2 separate regions of the Homo sapiens genome follow, and region 2 is linked to region 1. The links are chromatin loops, found by intact Hi-C in ENCODE. Cell type or tissue: heart left ventricle. All regions are shown on one strand. Each heading gives the region's core, and the rest is flanking DNA. Links, peaks and the distances in the headings are about the cores only. Region 1 has its middle 8.2 kb from the start of SYNJ2. Region 2 overlaps SNX9 (sorting nexin 9).

Evidence for each region. Hi-C counts contacts between places; a loop is a spot of excess contacts. Peaks named below come from ENCODE experiments on the same cell type or tissue, not always from the same donor. Only the 100,000 strongest peaks of a DNase experiment are listed, where the experiment ranks them.
Region 2: it touches region 1 in a loop (2.1-fold over the local background); 4 of 110 quality-filtered maps call a loop at or near these places.

The regions. Positions count from the first base shown.
Region 1 is chr6:157,970,960-157,976,338 of GRCh38, forward strand. No RefSeq gene overlaps it. Among named protein-coding and RNA genes, the nearest start is that of SYNJ2, 8.2 kb to the right of the region's middle. RefSeq lists an enhancer at 2,748-3,301. In heart left ventricle, for the core only: no CTCF peak of the experiment used is centred there; a DNase peak (open chromatin) is centred at 2,863.
Region 2 is chr6:157,832,767-157,838,145 of GRCh38, forward strand. The region is part of intron 1 of SNX9 (sorting nexin 9); the gene reads left to right. Among named protein-coding and RNA genes, the nearest start is that of SNX9, 12 kb to the left of the region's middle. In heart left ventricle, for the core only: no CTCF peak of the experiment used is centred there; no DNase peak of the experiment used is centred there.

The DNA.
Region 1 (5,379 bases), core at 305-5,304:
TGAGGCAGTTCTTTTCGGTTGACTCTATTTCTCAGGAAAGTATGAGGCAAGACAGATTGCTGAGATGAAGGAGGTAGAGGGAAATAGGAAATGTGAGGAAAGAGGAAAAGGTTCACATCATCATTCTAAAGGAAACGAGCTTAACTGTAAAACTTCTGAGATTAAAAGGCAGTTACATTTTGAGATCCTGGGGGTAAAATGAGTAGATGTCATAACACCAACTGTGGTCTTGAAATTCCTTTTTCCACCAAAAAGAATCAAGACTTCTTGTAAAAATGGTCGATTTCATGTCTAGAGAAAAAAAAATGCACAAGATGAGGTTGATACTGCTATACCAGAAGGCAAGGAAACCATCAAAGGCCATTGGGTCATGTCAGAAGGACCCAGGAGCCACCTCAAAGAGGCTCTCACTGGCCAAAGAGGGAACATGTGAGCATCAGTCAGAATAGTAATGGCGATGGACTGAAACACATCAAATATGTTTAAACTCTGAGTTCAGAAAGACAGGAAAACAACTCATTATTCTGAACACCAGGAAACAGAGGAAAAGAGTCCTATTCTACCTGCTTTATTTTTGTTTGTGTCACCATTGGGTAAACAAGTAGCAGAAGAGAATTTTTCCATTTATAGAAGAATTTTAGCTACTGAATGAAGAAGGAATGACAGAATTGGAACATAACCATTTCACAAGGATTAAGGCATTGATGATTAATGGCTGCTATATCACAAAGAGAAAATCAGACACAGGCTTCCTGGTGGAGGAACACACCACCACCCATGAAACGGAATCTAATGAAGCTTCTAGATCCAGCCACCGAGCTACAGATGAAACACAGGGCAAAGGAACTGGCTAAACAACATCACAGCGACATGCTCAGCAAAATCCGGGCTGGGGAGGATGGCTGGACACACAGCTTCGTTTTTTTCAACAAATAAATTGCAAGGAGATTAAAAAAAAGAAGTAGAGGGGAACTAGATATTAAAAAGGACATATCAGTTATTTTGTGTAAGCATTATTTCAGTTCTGATTCACACAAATTTATGACATTTATGAAATAATTAGAAACATGAACTCTAACTGATAACATTAAATAATTACTGCTTTGAAAAATGACACCAGCCTGCAAAGCTATGCAATTTCTCCAGTAACTTTAAGGATTCAGAGTTCAAGGAGGCTACTAAAGAAATTCATTGGAGGTTGAAGTTTGGTTGAATAAATGAATTAATAAGTTAAGAATATTGGGATGTTTTGCCTTAAATATTCATGGGTTTTTAATATCTAATATAATATTTATATTAAAAAGTACTTTGAAAAACTGCAAAGTTTTATTCAAAAATTAGAGCTAAAATCTTGGAGCGCCAGAAAGACAGAGAGGCTGAATCAATCCGTTCTTTGCTGATGCATCAATTTACTTTGCTGGCATAATTATGGAGATCATATTTTTCTGGTTTTTTGTTTGTTTGTTTGTTTGTTTGTTTGTTTGTTTGTTTGAGACAGAGTTTCACTCTGTCGCCCAAGCTGTAGTACAGTGGCAGGATCTTGGCTCACTGCAACCTCTGCCTCCTGGGTTCAAGTGATTCTCATGCCTCAGCCTCTTGAGTAGCTGGGATTAGAGGTGTGTGCCACCACGCCTGGCTAATTTTTGTATTTTTAGTAGAAACGAGGTTTCACCTGTTGGCCAGGCTGGTCTTGAACTCCTGACCTCAGGTGATCTACCCCCCTTCCCCTTGGCCTCCCAAAGTGCTGGGATTACAGGCGTGAGCCACTGCTCCTAGCCAGAGATCATACTTTTCTGAACCTCCAAAAGGAACATGTGGTCTGACAAAAGGATGTTTTCTAGTTTATGAATGTATTTAGATGAAAACTCTTATTAAGGTATAAAAACTTAATCATAATTAGTTGTACATTTAATGAATCTGCTTTAAGGAAAGTGCAAAGTTACATAAAATTGAAATCAACTCAGAACATCACATGAATTATCGCCTTCATTATGTTCTGCATGAGTTAGACCTTAGGGAACTCTTTGGTGACTTCACATTTCAGAAGTGGGGGAACTCAGGATAGTCCAAGAAGAGCAAGTGTAATGAGAGCAGTGGATGCTGGGAGTCTGAGGGGCCTTTACAGGGGTCACCGGGAGAAGCCACGGAGGAGCCAGTCAGAATCACTGTCTCCAAGTTGGCTGCGTGCTTTTCTTCTTTTTTCTTTTTTTTTTCTTTTTTTCTTTTTATTTTTATTTCGAGATAGAGTCTCACGCTGTCGCCCAGGCTGGAGTACAGTGGCACAATCTTGGATCACCACAACCTCTGCCTCCTGGGTTCAAGCAATTCTCCTGCCTCAGCCTCCCAAGTAGCTGGGATTACAGGCGCCCACCACCATGCCCAGCTAATTTTTGTATTTTTAGTAGAGATGATGTTTCACCATGCTGGCCAGGCTGGCCTCGAACTTCTGCCCTCAGGCGATCTGCCCTGCCTCGGCCTCCCAAAGTGCTGGGATTACAGGTGTGAGCTACTGTGCACAGGCAGGCTGTGTACTTTTCGCGATCTCAAGTTGATAACTAGATCCTCACATATACAGAGGGTCAAGCAGGAAGAAATGGGCTGTGAAAAAGCACTGGTGCCCCCCAGCCTTCCTTCGAGACTGCTCTTATAGGGTCAGCAACGACCTCCACGTTGCCAAATCCCAAGGACAATTCCCAGACCTCGTCCTCCTGGACCCCTCACAGCCTTGGCCATCACTGACCACTGGCTGCTCCCTGAAATGTTTCCTTCCATTGGATCCAGGACACTGGGATCCTGCTGGTCATCGTCCTCCTTCACCGGTCTCCTACTCAGTGGCCGGTGCCGGTTCCTCTTCCTCTCCCACTTGTCAGAGCGCGCCAGGGCACGGGCCCGGGCCTCTTCCCTTTCTGATCAGCATTTGGCCCTTGGTAAACTCACTTAGGCTCAAGGCTTTAAATGCTGTCTGTGTGCTGATGTTGAAGAGAAATGGGGGCTATGGTCCAGATGGACCCCCAGGCCAATCACCCATAACCGTATAACTAAAACTGAAGTCATCCCGATTTCCCCAAACGCTAGCTCTAACCATAGAAACACAAAACATAAGCTTTACAACCTTGTCAGCATGATTCAATGAACTGTTGTGAATGGGGCTTCCTACCATGTTTGGTTTGCAAACAATTTGCAACCCAGTTTGCAAATTATTGTTTAGTATGCACAGTACACTTCTAAAATTGTAATATTTTATCTGATTTTATTTTTGACACCGATGACCTCCATATTTTCATCTCTGTCCAGATCTCGCCCTTGGACCTCAGGCTTGCATACTCTACTGTCCACTCAACACCTGCGACTGAATGTGTAATCTGCGTCTCAAAACCAGCCTGCCCCAAATTGCCCGCTCCACCCCCAGCCACCTGCTCCTCCCCATGCAAACTCGTCTCTGCTGATGCAACGCCATCCTTCCAGTTGCCCTGACCAAAATCTCCATCTTCCAAACCCCTGTCTTTCCCTTACATCCCACATCTGCTGTAAAAGCAACTCCTGCTGACTCACCCTTCAAAAATCTAGCCAGAATCCAACCGTTTCTCACCACCCCGCCACCATCAGCCTTGTTCTCCCACCCTGGGCAACGGCAGCAGCCTCCTTCCTGGTCTCACCTGGTCTCCCTGCCTCCACCCTTCCACTCAAGTTTCAACTCAGCAGCTAGAATGCTTGGTGAAAACATAAATCTGAGCATGTCTCTTTCTCTGCCCTGTCACTCAGCATAAAGGCCCAAGTTATTATAGTGGCCAACAGCCTGGGCCCCTTTCCTCCTCTGGCCTCCTCTTCAACCACCTCCCCCTGCTCCCCGGGGTTCCTCTTCCTCCTCCCAGTTTTTCCCTGACATGCCCTGCCCTCAGATGCCCACACGGCTCGCCCCTCACTTGTTTCATTTTTCACTCAAATGCCACTTCCCTGCAAGGCCTCAGCTGTCCCCCATTTAGAGTTCTGCACCCCCTTTTCCCCACTCATTTGTCTTCCATGGCACTACTGCCATGAGCACATGATGTACTTTGTTTGATTTCTTTGTTTGATTTCTTCTCCGTACCAGGGATTTTTGTCTGTTTTCTTTGTTCCTGTATCCCCCAGCACCTGGAACAATGCTTGCCGTATAGTAGGTGCCTAGTAAATATTTATTCAATCAATCCAGCAAGCAGCATAAGAATCTCTGCAATGGACAGCCCCAGAAGGTTGTGAATCCTCCACTCCCACAGAGATCAGATGGTAGGAAGGAGATCCACTTACTCATTGCACAAGGACTCCTGGCTGCCTAGCAGGTGCCAGGCACTGTTCTAGGCACCAGGGATACACCACGAACAAATAGGACTAAACAAAGCAAAACAGAAGAAACCCTGCACAGGAGCTTACCTGACAGGGGGAGACCTGGATGACAACAGGGTAAACCAGTCAAAGATTTATTATAATAGAGACTAATAAGCACTAAGGAGAGAAATCAAACAGGGAAAGACATGAAAAGTTGGGGGTGAATTTGTCTGCTCAGGCTGCCAGAACAAAGTACCAACAACTGGGTGGCTGAAAGAGCAGACATTTATTTTCTCAGTTCTGGAAGCTGGAAGTCCAAGATCAAGGTGCTGGCAGGGTTGCTTTCTTCTGAGGCCTCTCTCCTTGGCTTGTGCAATATGGCTTTCTTCTCCCTCTGTCCTCACATGGGCTTCCCTCTGTGGGCACATGTCTGCGTCCAAATTTCATCTTTTTATGTTTTATTTTTAGATTTTTGTTTGTTTGTTTGTTTTGTTTTGAGACAGGGTCTTGCTCTGTCAGCCAGGGCGGAGTGCAGTGGCATGATCTCAGCTCAGAGCAACCTCATACTCCTGGGCTCAAGTGGTCCTCCTACCTCAGCCTCCCAAGTAGCTGGGACTACAGGTGTGCACCACTGCCCCAGCTACTTTTTTTGTATTTTGTGTAGAGATGGAGTTTCACTATGTTGCCCAGGTTAGTCTTGAGCTCGCAGGCTCAAGCGATCCACCCTCCTCGGCCTCCCAAAGTGCTAGGATTACAGGCGTGAACCACTGCGCCCGGCCTTTGTTTTTTGTTTTAAGAGACAGGGTCTCGCTCTGTCACCCAGGCTGGAGTCCAGTGGTGTGACCATAGCTCACTGTAATGTCAAACTCCTGGGCTCACATGATCCGCCTACCTCAGCCTCCTGAGTAGCTGGGGCTACAGATGCATGCCACCATGCCTGCCTATCTTTCTTTTAATTTTTTGTAGAGACGGAGCCTCACCATGTTGTCCAAGCTGGTCTCAAACTCCTGGCCTCAAGTGATCCTCCTGCCTTGGCCTTTCAAAGTGCTGGATTACAGGCGTGAACCACCGCACCTG
Region 2 (5,379 bases), core at 259-5,258, 140 kb before region 1:
CAATTACCCCCACCAGGTGCCTCCCACAACATGTGGGGATTATGGGAACTACAATTCAAGATGAGATCTGGGGAGACACAGCCAAACCATATCAGTCTGTTACTTAGTACTTTGAGTGAGTTTTAAACCTTACTCTATCACTTCAGTTGCTTCAAAAATACTTCCATAGTACAGCTCCACAGTCTGCAAGTCCAGACTTTGCCTTGTCAGATCCCAGATATTCAGTTCAGCAGACATTTCAGTAGCTATTTTGTGCCACTTGGATGCTGGGAATAAAGATTTGGATCCTCCCTAGGACAGTTGACATTCAGATATTAATGAATTGGTGTATTTAAAATGTGCGAGTTTAAATGTATTTCCTAATTTAAATTCACAGAAAAAGGCTTGAAAATTTAGACGTATGTATAAATAGTTGCCTATTGCATAGTGGCTGCACATAAGAAGTTTTTTTATGTTTTAGTTTGTTTTATAGTCTCAAGATTTTAAGTAATGAATATTTGCTGCTTTTGTAACAAGGAAAAAAAAGATTTTTTTTTAATTAAAAACTTACTGTCTTTAGGCCTCTAAAGCAGATTCCCAAACTTATATACCTTCTGTTAATTTGTTTCAAATTGTACTAGGTTGGAAAAATTTTTTAATGCTTACACATAGTAAGGGCACTTCAATAGAAGAATGCTAATGCATTCAGGATTACAAATATTATTTTGTAATTTTCTTAAGTATGGTACTTAAGGAAATTTTCTTCTTCCAGGGGAAAAAAAGAGTATGTTTTAAAAGTAGCTTTAAAACATAACTGAAAACTTACTGAACAACTAGCACTGAATCTGAAGGTGTTACAAATTGCTGTTTCATAAATACATTGGTAATTTTACCTGCCACCATGTGCCTTCTCCCTCAGGAGCTTAGAAGAGGCAGGGTGGTTAATTCTTTGTGGTTAGGCAGGGTTTCCAGCACTGCACTTCTCCTCCCGCCTTCCTAAACCATGACTCAGATTTTAGAGTCAAGAGTTGAATAATATGATTTTACAGTTGTTTTGTTGATGCATCAGATTTACTTTGTCCCGTGACTATCTACCAGTATTGCCGAACTGAACTGGGTCCATTTGCCCATGTAGTGGAAAGCCAAACACTGAAGCACCAGGTTTTTGTAGTGAGAGAGGCTTATTGCCAGACAGCTGAGCAAGGAGACAGGAGTTGGACTTAAGTCTGTCTCTCCACGCTGGGGGCTACGTCAGGTTTTGTACTTAGAGGTAATGAGGCGTGATCTGATTGGATCTTGCAGTGGGGTGATGCTGGAGGCATAATCTGACTGGATCCTGCCATGGGGTGACACCAGGGCTTGATCTGATCGGATTTTGGATCCTGCCATGTGGTGTCCACTGTGGTTTTTTTTTTTTTTTTTTTTTTTTTTTTTTTTTTTGAGTCAGGGTCTCTCTTCTGTTGCCCAGGCTGAAGTGCAGTGGTGCAACCTCCACTGACTGCAGCTCAACCTCCTGGGCTCCAGCGATCCTCTCACCTCAACATCCTGAGTAAGCTGACACCACAAAGTGCGTGCCAGCACACCTGGCTAATTTAAAAGAATTTTTTTTTTTTTTTGTAGAGACGGGGTCTCAGTCTGTTCCTCAGGCTGGAGTGCAGTGGCATGATAATAACTCACTGCAGCCTTGAACTCCTGGGCTTAAGTGATTCTCCCACCTCAGCCTCACAAGTAGCTTGGACTACAGCTGTGTGCCACCCCCCCGGCCAATTTTTTAAATTTTTTTTTCTTTAGTAGAATTGAGGTCTCGCCATGTTCCCCAGGTTGGTCTCAAACTCCTAGGCTCAAACGATCCTCCTGTGTCAGCCTCCCAAAGAATTGTGATTACAGCCTCCCAAACTGTTAGTGTCCACTTCTTAATTCAGTGCTCATTCCTCATGCCCATTCCATTCCAAGTGCCCATCTGAGCACGTGGGTTCTATCCATGGCTGCACACTTAGTTTTGGGCATGCTCTGGTGATGTGACGTTCAACCTGGAGGTCCATGCCAACTGAAAAGCAGCTCATAACTTTGTTACATAAAAGTTGAACCAGATTAGTCTGATGCAATTCCAACAGTATGTAAAGCGTATTCAATGTCCTTGCAACCCCTAAAAGCTCCAAAACCCTAGGAAATCAATACCCGTTAGGTTACTGAGATCTGTGGTTACAATAGGTTGAGCTGTCTGAATCATCTAAAGCCAAGATGATACCAAAAAGTATAGACATTTTAAATTTAATTTTATTTTTGAGACAGAGTCTTACTTTGTCACCCAGGCTGGAGTGCAGTGGCATGATCTCAGCTCACTGCAACCTCCACCTCCTGGGTTCAAGCAGTTCTCCTGCCTCAGCCTCCCAGGCAACTGGGATTACAGATGTGTGCCACCACGCTCAGCTAATTTCTGTATTTTTAGTGGAGATGGGGTTTCACCATATTGGCCAGCCCAGTTTCAAACTCCTGACACCAAGTGATCCACCTGCCTCGGCCCCTCAAAGTGCTGGGATTACAGGCGTGAGTCACCATGCCCAGCCAAGATTTTTAAAATATTCTAATATTTACTTCTATTAGAGTTCAATTACTATATAATGACCAAAAGCAAAGTTTTCAGCCTTTAAAAACCCATTCCCCTTCTTTTTTTTTTTTTTTTTTTAAATAGAGTCTTGCTCTGTTGCCCAGGCTGGAGTCCAGTGGTGCAAACATGGCTCATTGAAGCCTTGAACTCCCACACTGAAGCAATCCTCCTGCCTCATCCTCTTGAGTATCTGTGATATGGTTAGGCTTCGTGTCCCCACCCAAATCTCATCTTGAATTGTAATCGCTGTAATCTCCAAGTGTCACAGGAGGGACCAGGTGGAGGTAATTGAATCACGGGGTCGATTTCCCCCATGCTGACTGAGCTGATGGTTTTATAAGGGGTTCTTCCACCTTCACTCAGTACTTCTCCTTCCTGCCACCTTGTGAAGAAGGTGCCTTGCTTCCCCTTCACTTTCCATCGTGGTTCATGAGGCCTCCCTAGCCATGCTGAACTGTGAGTCAATTAAACCTCTTTCCTGTATAAATTACCCAGTCTTGGGCAGTTCTTTATAGCCGTGTGAAAACAGACTAATACAGTCTGGGACCACAGGCATACACCACCATGCCTAGCCATTTATTTTTTATTTTGGTTGAGAAGGGTCTCACTCTGTTGCTCAGGGTGGAGTGCCGTGGCGTGATCTGGGCTCACAGCAGCAGCCTCGACCTCCCAGGCACAAGCAATCCTTCTGCCTCAGCCTCCCAAGTAGCTGGGACTACAGGCACATGCCACCAGAGCCAGCTAATATTTAATTTTTTGTTTGTTTGTTTGTTTGTTTGTAGAGACAGGGTCTCTCTATGTGCCCAGGCTGATCTTGAACTTCTGGGCTCAAACATTCCTCCTGCCTCAGCCTCCCAAAGTGCTGGGATTATAGCCATTACCCTTTTTGATAAGTGGAAACATCTTGTGCACGTTCTGGAGTTTTCATTATGAAAGTGATAGATAGTGATTCTCTAAAATGCTACAAGTATTAAATTTTTTTCTCAAACTCCCCTCTTCTCTGATTCATTAGGACTCTCTTCTATACAGAAAGATATGGCAATGGTAATAAGCTTCCATCTGAGAGAGAAATTGAACTCTTGCTAAAGTGATGATATTTCCTAAGGATTAGGAATTAATGGTAGAGCTGTGGTACTCTAACTAGCTGTATCACAGTCACCAACCCGGGGAGCTTGTTAAATCACACAGAGTTTCTGATTCAGGAGGTCTGGGGTGGGGCTGAGAACACACATTTCTTTTCTTTCTTTTTTTTTTTTTGATACAGAGTCTTACTCTCGCCCAGGCTGGAGTGCAGTGGCGCGATCTCAGCTCACTGCAAACTCCGCCTCCCAGGTTCACGCCATTTTCCTGCCTCAGCCTCCCAAGTAGCTGGGACTACAGGCACCCACTACCATGCCTGGCTAATTTTTTTGTATTTTTAGTAGAGACGGGGTTTCACCATGTTAGCCCGGATGGTCTCGATCTCCTGACCTCGTGATCCGCCCACCTTGTCCTCCCAAAGTGCTGGGATTACAGGCGTGAGCCACCGCGCCCGGCCGAGAACACACATTTCTACCAGTTCCCAGGTGATGCTGATGCTGCTGGTCTAGGGACCTAACTTCCAGAACCACTATTGTGAGGGATGGAAAAATAAAAGAAAGAACTTGGGTTCTGTCCTTGGTTGGTCCCTAAGATCTGTGAGGCCGTAAATTGGGTGGCTGCACTAGCATGCCGTGTGCAGTGAACACTTGTGTCTTGCTTAAAGGATTATTTTATCTAACTGGGTTCATATGATGCAGAAAATCACAGATCCGTAAAATATTCTCAGAAGCTATTTAGTTTCTCGCCAACTTGTAGTGTTGTCAGTAACTTTTCAGTTCTTTTGATTGATCGTTGGTATTATATGCAAAATGTCTCAACACTGTTACAATCTCACATTACCATGGAGGCTGGTTACTACTCTTCCTATTGCCTTTTAAGTTAGCCAGAAAACATGCGATACAGTTTTGTGTGTTATTAAAACAGTAATCAGTCCAGATTTATTTGCATTGTATAATATGTTCCTACCGTGATTATATAATGAAAATAACTTTTAATTCACTAGGAGAGAAGAATCCTGTTCTTAAATTACTTATAAGTCAGATAATACATGCCTTTGTGTAAATCCAGTTTTTAATGTTATTTGTGTGGTAAGTACCCATACCTAATTTTGATGAATTTGAATTTCAGCGGCTTCATTTTTCCTGTTTGCCCACTTAGAAGCTTTAAGGAAGTAAAGAAACAAATGTTTGTCAAAGCTAGAAAAAAGAATGTAGTCCCCAAACTAGGTAAATCTACCTCTGAATAATCAAATCCACCCATGTATTATTATAGGACCCATATGCATGAAGGCATGGGCATGCTGTCTGTGTTCATATGACCTGTCTCTGCAGTCAGTAAGAAGTAACGGGTGTCTAAATAAGAGAAGGGCAGCAGATCGTGAAGCCGTCGTTGGCATTTAAACAAGGTGGCAACTGAACTGCACTGTTCAGTTTCTTGTGGGTTCCGTGAACAGCATATGCTGTACCATTAATTATGGAAGGAATACATGTAATTGTTGGCTGTGGTTAACATTAGAATATTATTATGCATGAACATCAAGGGATATTGACAGAAATATTCAGTATGCTACATTGCTTCCAAAAATCAAATTTTGTTTGTTTTTTTGAGACAGAACCTCACCCTGTTGCCCAGGCTGGAGTACAGTAGCAGCTCACTGCAGCCCCAATTTCCCGGGCTCGAACAATCTTTCCACCTCAGCCTCCCAAGTAGCT